2 separate regions of the Homo sapiens genome follow, and region 1 is linked to region 2. Evidence: chromatin contacts called from ENCODE Hi-C data. All regions are on one chromosome and are shown on one strand. The core of a region is the stretch at or near the end of the contact, and the rest is flanking DNA. Distances in the headings are between cores, read along the strand shown.

Region 1 (5,404 bases), core at 2,118-4,617, 2.0 Mb after region 2:
AGAGATTCATCCAGGACTGTACCACTAAGAAGTGACAGAGCAAGGACTTGAGACCAGAGGCCTGTCCTCTCCACCATGCAGAACAGCCCACAGGTGGGGTCAGGCCAGTAGTTCCAGGGGCCCATGTTTAGTAAACAGGACGCCTGTTTATTTTTCCTCCATTTTGGGTCCCTTGCACACTCTTTCTCTATCTCGCTCCACAGGCCATCCCATCCATGCCGACCCTTTCCAAACTGTCCCTCTACCTGGGACCCCTCTCTGTGGGCCCCATGATCAGGGCCTGGGGTGAAACAAAGCTGCTAGTGCCCTGTGTGTGGAGGAAATTCAAGGGCATGGCCACCCTGCCTGGCTCTACAGGTTTGATAAGGGAGGGCTCCTGGCCCTGGTCAGAGGGGTCCAAGGAGTCCTTTCTGCCAACTTGGAAGGTCCTTCGGGGCTTGGTAGGCTTGGAATGGGGTGTCAGCAGCCACTTGGATGCCAGATAAACAGAGGGGCACTCCTAGGCATGGAGCACCAGCTGCGTTCCTTCCTTGTCTTAGGCCACGAGAAATGAGGTCTCTGAACAAAGAGCACTGCCCAGCCCATCTGGGGGCCTGGATCCTGATGATTGTGGGAGAGAGGGAGGGATTCATTTCCCAGATTGCCCAGCCTTTCCTGTCAGCCCAAAGACACGTTGGACTCTAAAATTTTGTATAGTTTAATCCCTCCTCAGCACAAAAACAAAGGTAGTAATCATGATATTATTAAAGAAAAAGGCTTTATTTATGGCAGGACTGTGATTTAATTTTACATGTGTTTGTAGAGGGGTGTGTGTGTGTGTGTGTGTGTATCCCCATTTGTGGTCTGAACACATCTTTATTATTAACTATGTGATCAAATAACAGCCTTCTTATTTGGATAAAGAAAATAGAACTTATTTAAATGAGATTGAGTCCCGCTTATGTGCTGGTATAGTGGAGAGAAAGTACTTTCTTGTTGATTTAAACTCTACCCTGTTTCCTCCTCTGTCAGATAGGGACAGTCATGCCTGTATTACATGATTAGTGTGGGGATGAAATGAAGAGCTGTGCATGTGATGTGCTCAGTAGACATAAGGCCATTCCACATTGGCTGTGCCTGTTCATATAGAGAGGTTATTTCTGGGAAAATGAGAGGTCCTTTGTATATTCTTTGAGTGGTAGTCATGAGGAGAGTAGTTACGTCAATACAAGCTCAAGTGGATGGGCATAATCGCTTATTGGGCCCCTGCTAAATGAGAGTCAGTCTACAGGTTGTCCCCTGAAATCTTTAGATTCCCCCTGTAAATATAATTATTTTCTGTGACTTACAAATGAATACACGAGGCTCCGGTTAAACATTGCGCACAGAGTGTAGTTGAAAGGGTGCACACTCCTCCGTTGACATTCTGGCTCTGCCCTTGTTCCCTGTGTGACCACAGGCAAGTTACTTAACCTCCCTGAGCCTCAATTTCCTCACTGGTAAAATGGGTCAGTGGCTGACACACAGATCGGGCTAGTCCTAGGTATGGCCAGCTGTGCTCTTCCCACCATGTGCAGTGGCTCACACCTGTAATCCCAGCACTTTGGGAGGCCGAGGCGGGCGGATCACCTGAGGTCAGGAGTTCGACACCAGCCTGGCCAGCCTGGTGAAACCCCGTCTCTACTAAAACCACAAAAATTAGCTGGGCGTGGTGGTGGGCGCCTGTAATCCCAGCTACTTGGGAGGCTAAGTCAGGAGAATCAATTGATCCCGGGAGGCAGAGGTTGCAGCGAGCCAAGATCGCACCACTGCATTCCAGCCTGGGCGACAGAGCAAGACTCCGTCTCAAAAAAAAAAAAAAAAAAAGAGAAAAAAAGAAATATGTTGGGAGGCGTGTGGTGGACTGTGGCTTTTATCTTTTTCTGCCATCTGTTTCCAGGACAAGAATCAGGGTTTTGTTTTGGTATTTTATTTTGGAAACAGGGTCTCACTCTTGCTCACGCTGGAGTACAATGGTGTGATCAGAGCTCACCGTAACCTCAAATTCCTGGGCTGAAGCAGCCTGCTGCTTCATCCTGGCAAGTAGCCAGGACTACAGGTGCGCACCACCACACCCAGCTATTTTTCTTATTTTTTGTGGAGACTGGAGTCTTGCTCTGTTGACCAGGTGGTCTTGAACTCCTGGTCTCAAGCAGCTCTTCCGCCTTGGCCTCCCACAATGTTGGAATTACAGGTGTGAGCCACCAGGCCTGGCCAGGGATCCATTTTGGATTAAGACACACCAATTCAAAATGGACTCCCTCGGTACCGAGTGGCAGAAAACCCCCACTTCAGTACTCCAGTAAGAGTGAGTCCCAGAGCAAGGGCCCCAGAGGGAGGAGACACAGGAGTGTGTTCTTACCTCCCCTGCCACCCCCACCCTGCTTAAGCACCAGGAAGTCCAGCTGCATACCCACCAGGATTTAGAATAGTAGGGGTGCACACATTGTGCTCCCCCAAAAATGTCTGTAGGGTTGGACTACTTTAATGACTGGAGACCACTTTTTGATAAACTGGATATTCCGATCTACATTGTACAAAACAGGAAGGTGCTCATTTTCCTATTTGCAGGTGACATAGTTATATTCTCTTAAGCTGGGCAAGCTTTTATGATAAACTCTGGCCTGACTTCACAGGAAGAAGGGTCGCAGATGGCCTATACTCAAATCAAAGTGCTTATCGGATTTTCTGTAGGAAAGAGTAGACCACTCAGGCCAGGTTCGATGACAGCCACTTCACTGCAGCTCAGGCCAACCTGAGATTTGGAGCTGGCTATAGTCAGTAATGGCAATTGCTGTAGTTCTCCCGGAAAGATATTTAAATGTCACACCACCCACAACCCCCTTCAAATATGTAGTTAGCCAAAGTTCTGCTGTGCCCATGGTTCTCAAAGTGTGGTCCCAGAACCAGCCACATGAGCGTCAGCTGGGAATTTGTTGGAAATACATATTCTCAGCTCACTGAATAGTTCATTAGCTAAATAAACTGATTACCAAGCAGAGGTGGATACATTGCAATTCTGTCATTGTGTTTGAGTGATACACTTTTCTCAGTTAACTTTGCAATTTAAACTCTGCCCCCCCAGCACGCAACTCTGATCCACACTGAAGCTTGAGAACCGCTTCCCTCTACTCCCTGAAGCCTTTCCAGGCATTTCTCCTTTAGTCCAAGGGAGTCCTGCAGGCTGTTGACGCTCTGACTACCGCCTTATTAGAGAGTCAGTACTTTCCGTACCCAGATTCATGTTTGCCAGGGCGTTGCATTGTTCAGCGCTAGAGGTTCTCTGATTCCTGCTGTAGTTTTTTTCCTGGTCAAAATGAGTATTTGGTTACACATGCTTAAAATATTTTCCAAGTTGAAGTTACTGTGGCCACGCCCAGTGGCACAGGACTCCGGGCCTTCAGTTGTGCATTTGTCTTTGTACAGGACTAAATCCTGTTCTCAGGAGCACCAGCCCTGCCCATAGATGGTCTCTCCACTCCGCTTGGTTTTGGAATGGGCCCCTGTATCTTCCTAAGAGAATAACCGCTCTGCCCCCAACCCCCTGCCTGTTAATTTTCCTGAAGAGCACGTCTGTTTTATCTGTGGACACTACCTCGTGAGATTGATAGTGCCTCTTTCTTTGCATGGGCTACTTAGAAAGCTTTGCTGGCAAATCTGTGTCCCGTCTGTAGTAAGTAGCCAGGCCCTCATACCTTGCTCTGTTTGTCCTGGTCTCACTCTTGGATCTTATTTCCCTCCCTTTGTCCTTTTTTTTTTTTTTTCCCAATGACAGACTTAATTTTTAGTTCATTTTGTCTTGTATCTCGTGATACCTTGCCGGCTGCCTTGATTCATTTTGAAAGGAAGGAATTTAAATGGAACACCTCCTTGTTATGAGATACAATGGATATGAGACAACTAGCATTTAGTAAATGATGTCTTTTAAGTGACCGTGTACACCCGAATCTGAGTCCAAACCCCATGCCACTCTATCATGTGGACAAGGATTCAGTTACAACATTTTTTAAACCCCAAAACCTAACAGAACTGGTAATAGGTGGAGATAGCCAAATGAAGGAAGTTCAGACAGAAGGCCCTTTCGTGGGTATTAAGTCTTCCTTCAACATATAGTCCTAAATTGCTCTAAAAGGAGAGTAATGGAAATTGTGGTGTGAACAATCTCTTCATGAGGTTAGAAATGCCTTAGAAACACTTAGCTAAATATACTGTCTGATTACCAAGCAGTGGTGGCTACACTGCAGTTTATGATTCTGTTATTGTTTGAGTGATATACTTTTCTAAGTTTACTTTGTAATTTAAAGCCCAGATGTACTTACTTTTTAACAAAGTAGGTTTACAAGCTTTTCATAGGTGCACCTGCTTCTGAATTAACCGCAACCTGAGTTGCCTCAGGCAGTGCTCTCAGTGAGTCACATTGGGTGTCTGATTTACTCATTGTGTGACCATAGCCTTGTGGCAGATGGTAAGCCCACCCCTTCCCCTCTGTCTCCCCCATCCTCCTGCAGATGCAAAGGGGGAAAGAAGGTACTTAAGTCCACCATTTACTGAATATTCACTGCATGTCAGCTAGGCACTGTGCCAGGTACTTACTCAGCTTTTAACTCTGTCATCTTCACAAGTCTACAGAGGACAGGCTTCAAGTTTTTGAAATGTGGTGGTAGATGTTAATCCCCTCTTTAACTTGGATAATAATTTGAAATAAGCTGGAACTTTTACACATTTGAGTATGAAAATGGATGCTGAGCAGAACTTACTAAGTAGAACTTTTGTTGTTCTTCCAGAATCTCCACTGATTAAGAATCAACTGGCATAATGGATATACAAGTACTTTGTACCATTACACTTTTGTACAATGGAAGAGACTATTACATAAATGACATTGTGGTGGTTTGACAGCTTTAAGGGTCTCTAATTAGTAGGGAAGAGCATTTGAGCTGTTCGCTAAAGCTAGAGAGCCCAGACGTTGTCTTTATTGGGTTGGGGAAGCCTCTAGAGAAGTCTGCTGGCATGAGAGCAACGTGTGTCGAAAATGGACCTTTGCAACTATGAAACACAGATAATTGGGGTATAAAGATGGTACATTGGCACCTAGTTATTCTCATTTGGATCTGAGCAGTATTTTAAGTCTGTAGGTCTAGTTCTCAGAAACCCTGCAATGAGAAGAAAGGAGAGGAAATGTGTTTATTGAGTGATAGGGATATGGGGCCAGTGTGTGCTTGGCATGGACCATGTCTCCACATAAGTCTTCTATCCTGCTATCTGGCCGCTGCATCTTGTTCTTATCTGCCAGATGTCTTTCTTTCTCCCAGACCTCAATACTTTTTTTTTTTTTTTTTTTTTTTTGCCAGTGTTTAGCCATCCTGGATCCGTCCCCACTAAAGAG
Region 2 (5,465 bases), core at 2,152-4,651:
TTGATAACAAAATTGATGGAAAAGCACTTCACAGTTGCAGGGCTACGGGATTTCTCGGCAATTTAAATTTAAGTGGGGATGGGGGAGAGTTTTAGCTAGGATATTCAGTGTATACACTGAGACAGGTACTCCAGTACTGAACCAGCAGTGAAATGCAAGAAAGAAAACAGGAACACCGGTACAGCACTCTTCCAGGAGAGAAAAGAGCTAAAAAAGTGGGTGGTGAAAATCACACTTCCCTTGGTTCTAAAGCCCCCAAATCCTTGTTCATTATGGGGAGAGGAAAACAGTTAAAAACAAAAGTTAAGCATACACATATAAGATAACAGAGAGTTATTCTCAACTTAATGCACTTAATTAATCCAAACTAAACATAATACTTTTATAATGAAAAACACAGGCCTTGAAAAATCTGCCAAGCAAGAAACACACCATATTCCCATAAATATTCATTTTATCGCTGTTTAAGGGTTTTTACTAGTGGCTAAAGGTAATAACCCAGATAGGCCCCCAAAATGGAATGCTCACCTAAGCATATCTCTAATACTCACGGTTGCTAAATAACAAGACTGTTGAACAAATTAAAAGCAAAATAACACACCTCTTATTCTTTTCATGAATCTTTTTAATGTAACCACTCACCAACAGACATGAAATCAGTAAGTCAATCATTAACGGTCTCCAAATACTTATAGATTGAATCAAAAACGATAAATACCACATAACAATACCTGTCTAGAACTTTGACTAAATGCTTTATATTTTCACCCATGTCTTTTCATCAGAAGTGTATTTATATGACACTATCTACTAATTGGGATATTTTTATTCTTCTTAAGATCAGTTCTTCTTTCTGCATATAGGGCTGCCTTTGATAGTAAAGGGCCTCTCCCCAGCAGAAGTGTATAATAGTTTGAGCCTCTTCATCCTGGGAATTGCAAGTGTTTGTTCATTTTAACATTTGCTTTTCATAAAGTTTGCTGGTTCAAACTGTTTTCAACTGTGTTAGCCCTGCAACACAGTTCACCTAGGTCACTGCTATTGCTGTAAACTTAATTTTTCCACATTTTCACTATTAAAAGGACAACACTAGCCTTCTGGGAATGAGGTAGCATTACTTCAAAGCTGAGTTTTAGAAAACGTATCAAACTCTTAACCTTCTTTAAAAATGTGTGCAAAATATTAAGACAATTTCTACACTTAAAAAAAAAACCTCATGATTCACCAAGTTTTAAACCATCTCAAACTAAATCCTCAAGAAGGATAACTGTCTTTAACACATTTTAATAAATATAATTTATACTGTCTTTTAACCAGCTTGTCTAAGTAGGTAGGCAATGGGGTAAAATTATTACTCAGCTTATATAAATTATAGTTTATTCTGAAATAACTGTTAGCGAGAATGGATGGGATATGCAATGACAGCCTTCTGTAAGTCAAGAGAAATTATTTATTTATATTACTTATATCATACATATTAATGTATAGCATTATCTATATTTATTTTTTACTTATTATTGGGAGTAAGGGGAAGAACTTGAACTAGTAACATTTCTACCAGAACTTCACAGTACCGGTGTTTTCGCTTTATTTTAAACTAGCCATCATGAAAAATCTGATTTAATACTTTCAAGCACTTTCAGTTATGACTATTCAATCATGATATGAATCAGCAAATTGGTTGCTCCATTAAACTGCTTTTAAGACTACCAAAACTTGCCCAGCTCTTCTGTCATACCTTTAGCAGAGGAAATGGAAGAAGCTATTACAAGGACGCCTGAAAACTTGAAAAGTTTCAAAACCTGGACAATTACTCAACAGCATTTTCCTCTGAAAGACATTTTGTAGACGTTTCCCATGATTATCTCCTATTCCGGATGGCCCATCAAATCACATTCTAAACAGGCATTCAACACTTATTAAGCAGCCACTGTGTGCAGAGACAGCACTATACTAAGCAAAGGAGCATAGGGTTCTGCCTCATTTTATTCCTGCATAAATACACAGCAGTCGTGATTTATTCTCTCAACTTTGTAGAAACGTGAGCTGCATCCACATGGCTGAATCCATGGCATTCATTTGGACTTCCTGGGGGCAATTTACAGGTTCTCTGGATTAGACAGCCCCATTGGGACATCGCTCGGACCCTTCACCTTCTAGCCCACGCAGGACAACTCGCTGGCGTCGGTCACACCTTCCGCAGGTGGTTGGACCGCCTAAGCCAGATGCACCCGGCCCACCTCCCTTAGCAGGGGTTCCGAATAGAAGTGTGAAAATGTGTGCAATGACTTCTGCAAATCAGAGGACTTGTTGAAAGGTCCAGGGGTCCAGGCGTGAAGGGAAAGCAGCCACCCTGCGGGGCGCCCCCTCCCCGGCGTCTCCCGGGCCCGGGGCGCTGCGCAGGCCGCCGCCGATCCCAGGGCGCAGCCAGCGCACCTCGGGCCTAGCACCATTAGAAAGGCAAATCGCAGAGCCGGGGTGCATTTAAATGCCCGGCCATGGGCCCTGGGGGTGTCTCTCCAGCGGGCGCCGCCGCAGGGGCCTCCAGGGCGCGTCGACCCCGGGGCGCTGGGCGCGGCCCGCGGGCGCACCCAAGACCTCAGCCCGCAGCGCCCGGGCGTCCGCGCCAGGCCGGGGCAGGGGAGGGCACCCAGAGCCCCCGGGCCCGCGTCCCCGGCCCCGCCCGGGCCCCTCGGCCGCCTCCCAGGGAGAGGGCAAGCTCCCCGGCCCCCGCCCGCGGCCGCCGGCCCCGGCCCCCTCCCGACGCACCACACCTAGCAACCGGCGCTGACAGGACGCAGTGGCGGCGGCGGCGGCGGGAGGAGGAAGCGGAATGGCTGCCGCGGTGGAGCCACCCCCGCCCCCCCGCTCCACCTCCCCGCGGCTGCAGCCGCCGCCGAGCCCTGACAGCTCGAGCCGGGGCGGAAGCGCCCGGCGGCGTGCAGCGCCCGCCCCCCGCTGCCCTCAGCGCCTCGGGCTACTCCGACCACCCGGGCCAACTAACTCCGCGACCCTGCCCAGCGCCCAGCTCCCGCCGCCCGCCGCGCCCTCCGCCCCGCGCCCCGCGCGCCGGCACTCGGCCCCGCCGCCGCAACCCCGCCGCCCCGCCGCGGCGCTCCCCGCTCCCACCACTTCGCAGCCCGCGTGCACGCCCCTGAGTCCCCCAGCCGCCCGCCCGCCCGCCCGCGGCACCTCGGGGCGCCCGCCCCCTCCCCCACCCGAGCCCGCTCCCCGCCCCCCGGCACCTCGCGCCCCCGCATCCCGCCACCCCCACCTCGGGGCTCGCACGCGCCCTCCCCGCCCTGCCGCCTCCCTCCCCGCCGGCCACCCCTGGCCATTCCGGGGCTCCCCGCCCGGGCAGGAGTTTCCGCGCGCCTGGCACCCCCGCCCACCCCCGGGCCATTTACCGATGTGGTTGTCCTCGATGTGCTCGATGAGGTCGGCCAGGGTGGGGAAGTGGAGTCCGCAGCCCCCGAATCGGCAGGTATTGGAGAAGAAGGAGGCGGCGGCGATGCCTGTCATGGTGCTACATCGAGAGCCCCCCTGGTGTCGGCTCTGCGAGCGCCGGGCGGGCGAGGGAGGGAGGGAGGCCGGGTGGGGTGAGGAGAGGAGGGGCTGGGGGAGGGGGAGAGAGGCGGGGTGAGGGGAGCGGCGAGGACGGGACGGAGGGAGAGGGGGCGAGAGAGATGGAAGGAGAGCGAGGAGCCACCGGGAGGCAGAGGGGAGGCGGCGGCTGCGGCGGCGGCGTCGGGAGCGGCGGGGGGAGGGCGGGGGCGGGGGCGGGGGGGGAAGGCCGCCGCAGCTGGGAGGAGGGACCAGGGCGCGCGGCTACAGCTGTGCGGCCCCAACCTCAGCGCGCGGACCCAGGCCTCACCTGCGAGCCCTGCCACCAACTTTATCTCGCTAGGCCTGCCCTTTACGGCTTGCCATCCGTGCCATCTGTTTGGAGCCTCCTTGGTTATGTATATGACGTTCTTAATACACCCACATCGATTAATTACACCTACCTCCCTGCGAGGAGAACTCAGGGAGTTACCCTGGTCCCTCTCAGGGACATTTTTTTGTACTCAGCCACCTGTCTAGGTGTGACACATTCACAGGGGACCCAGGAAAGGTAATTGTGTGCACCTTCTTCTTTAAACCTTCTTTAGAAAAAGTACACATTCTCCGGAGGTTTGTACTAACTAATTGATTTTAATGAAGCTTTCCCTCTAGGCCAGAAAAAAATCTTAGCTTTATTTAAATTTCAAAATAGAGTGCTTGGTTGTCAAGTGCATTTGCCTGTGTTTTACATATGTGCCACGTTTTTTATACTCCCTGCTCCTTCTAGGAAAACAAAAACTAAAATAATTTCATCACCCGAAATTACAGCACCCTACTGCACCCACTCCACCATCTCAGGTCTGGTAATTAACCCATCCTCGTTTCAGCCACTGCAGAAAGGACAGTGCATTGGTTAAGGCTAGAAGGAGCGGAAACAACGGCAAGGGACATAGTGACTCTTCATTTAAAAAGGAAGCGATTTCATCCTGTGAGCATTTAAAGCATAATGTTGACCAGGTAACCACTTAAGGTGAATTTAGTAGCTTCCCTGAAAACCAGCATTTTGCTGAGAATCAATTACTTTCTTGTCCCCACCCCCTCCTCCAGTTGCAGTCATATTTCTTCTGTAAAGTGTGTATTTTCCAGTAGCACTTTTCCAGGTGTCTAAGAAATATTACACATTATCAGCAGTTTATGACCCAACAGTACATTTTTTTTATTAATATTAATATATGCATACTGAATTTAGCATTTTTCCTTAGGGCAAATTTCACTTACCCTCTGGTGCAGATGCATGGAGAAATAGTATTCCTCCCTCCATAAACTCTATGCATCTCTGTCTAGTGTTATTTCTAATAATGGGATTGTTTGCTTTTCATGTAAGTGCTTAGAGTAAAGGCACATGTAATATGTCTGTTGCTACAGGAAGTTTTATGATCTGACCATCACCGGTGGCATTTTCTCTTCTCATCTCTTCTGTCTTGCAGCTCACAAGGTGACAAACTTGCTGAGATGAGATTCGGCTTGGGTGGGGCTGGGGCAGCTGTGTCTTGAAGTTCAGTTTGGTGCCAAGAATGGTTTCATGGGCCCAATGAGGGTGGGGGCAGGGCCCTGGTGGGCCTGATAATGAGCCAGGGACCGAGTTGGCAGGGGACTGAGGCCAAGGCCAGACAAGGGTCTAAAGAGCAGGAGTTAGAATTCTAGATCTTGAATTAGAATTTTGGCAGCTGTGCAGTACATTCAGCTGCCCAATCTGGGAAGGCCTTCAGCTGAGAGCAGGCAGAATATCTGGCAGGCACACACCACACCAAATGACATGGAAATGCAATACAAAACTTCAGCCAAAAATGATGCCAAAACAGCCACCCTTAGAGATGAATGTTAGGCACCCCCACTATGCAGCATCTGGGAGCCCCAAAAGC

Evidence for each region. A loop is a pair of places that touch in the nucleus more often than their neighbours do. Pooled maps may share reads with other maps.
Region 1: a pooled map shows a loop between it and region 2 (2.2-fold over the local background). The contact joins the enhancer-like site here to the promoter of JAZF1-AS1 in region 2. A Hi-C loop is called at or near these places in 2 of 50 pooled maps.

What each region holds. Positions count from the first base shown.
Region 1 is chr7:30,139,589-30,144,992 of GRCh38, forward strand. All of the region lies in intron 1 of MTURN (maturin, neural progenitor differentiation regulator homolog), which reads left to right. Among named protein-coding and RNA genes, the nearest start is that of MTURN, 7.3 kb to the left of the region's middle. Within about 2 kb of position 3,368, at least 14 of the 41 ENCODE cell types and tissues checked have a DNase peak (open chromatin) inside an H3K27ac peak, as active enhancers do.
Region 2 is chr7:28,177,056-28,182,520 of GRCh38, forward strand. It overlaps JAZF1-AS1 (JAZF1 antisense RNA 1), which reads left to right and starts at 3,402. Exons shown (of 4, transcript NR_034097.1): 1 at 3,402-3,484. It overlaps JAZF1 (JAZF zinc finger 1), which reads right to left and starts at 3,740. Exons shown (of 5, transcript NM_175061.4): 1 at 3,408-3,740. The coding sequence starts at 3,522. RefSeq lists enhancers at 1,959-2,460, 2,461-2,960 and a silencer at 2,815-2,934.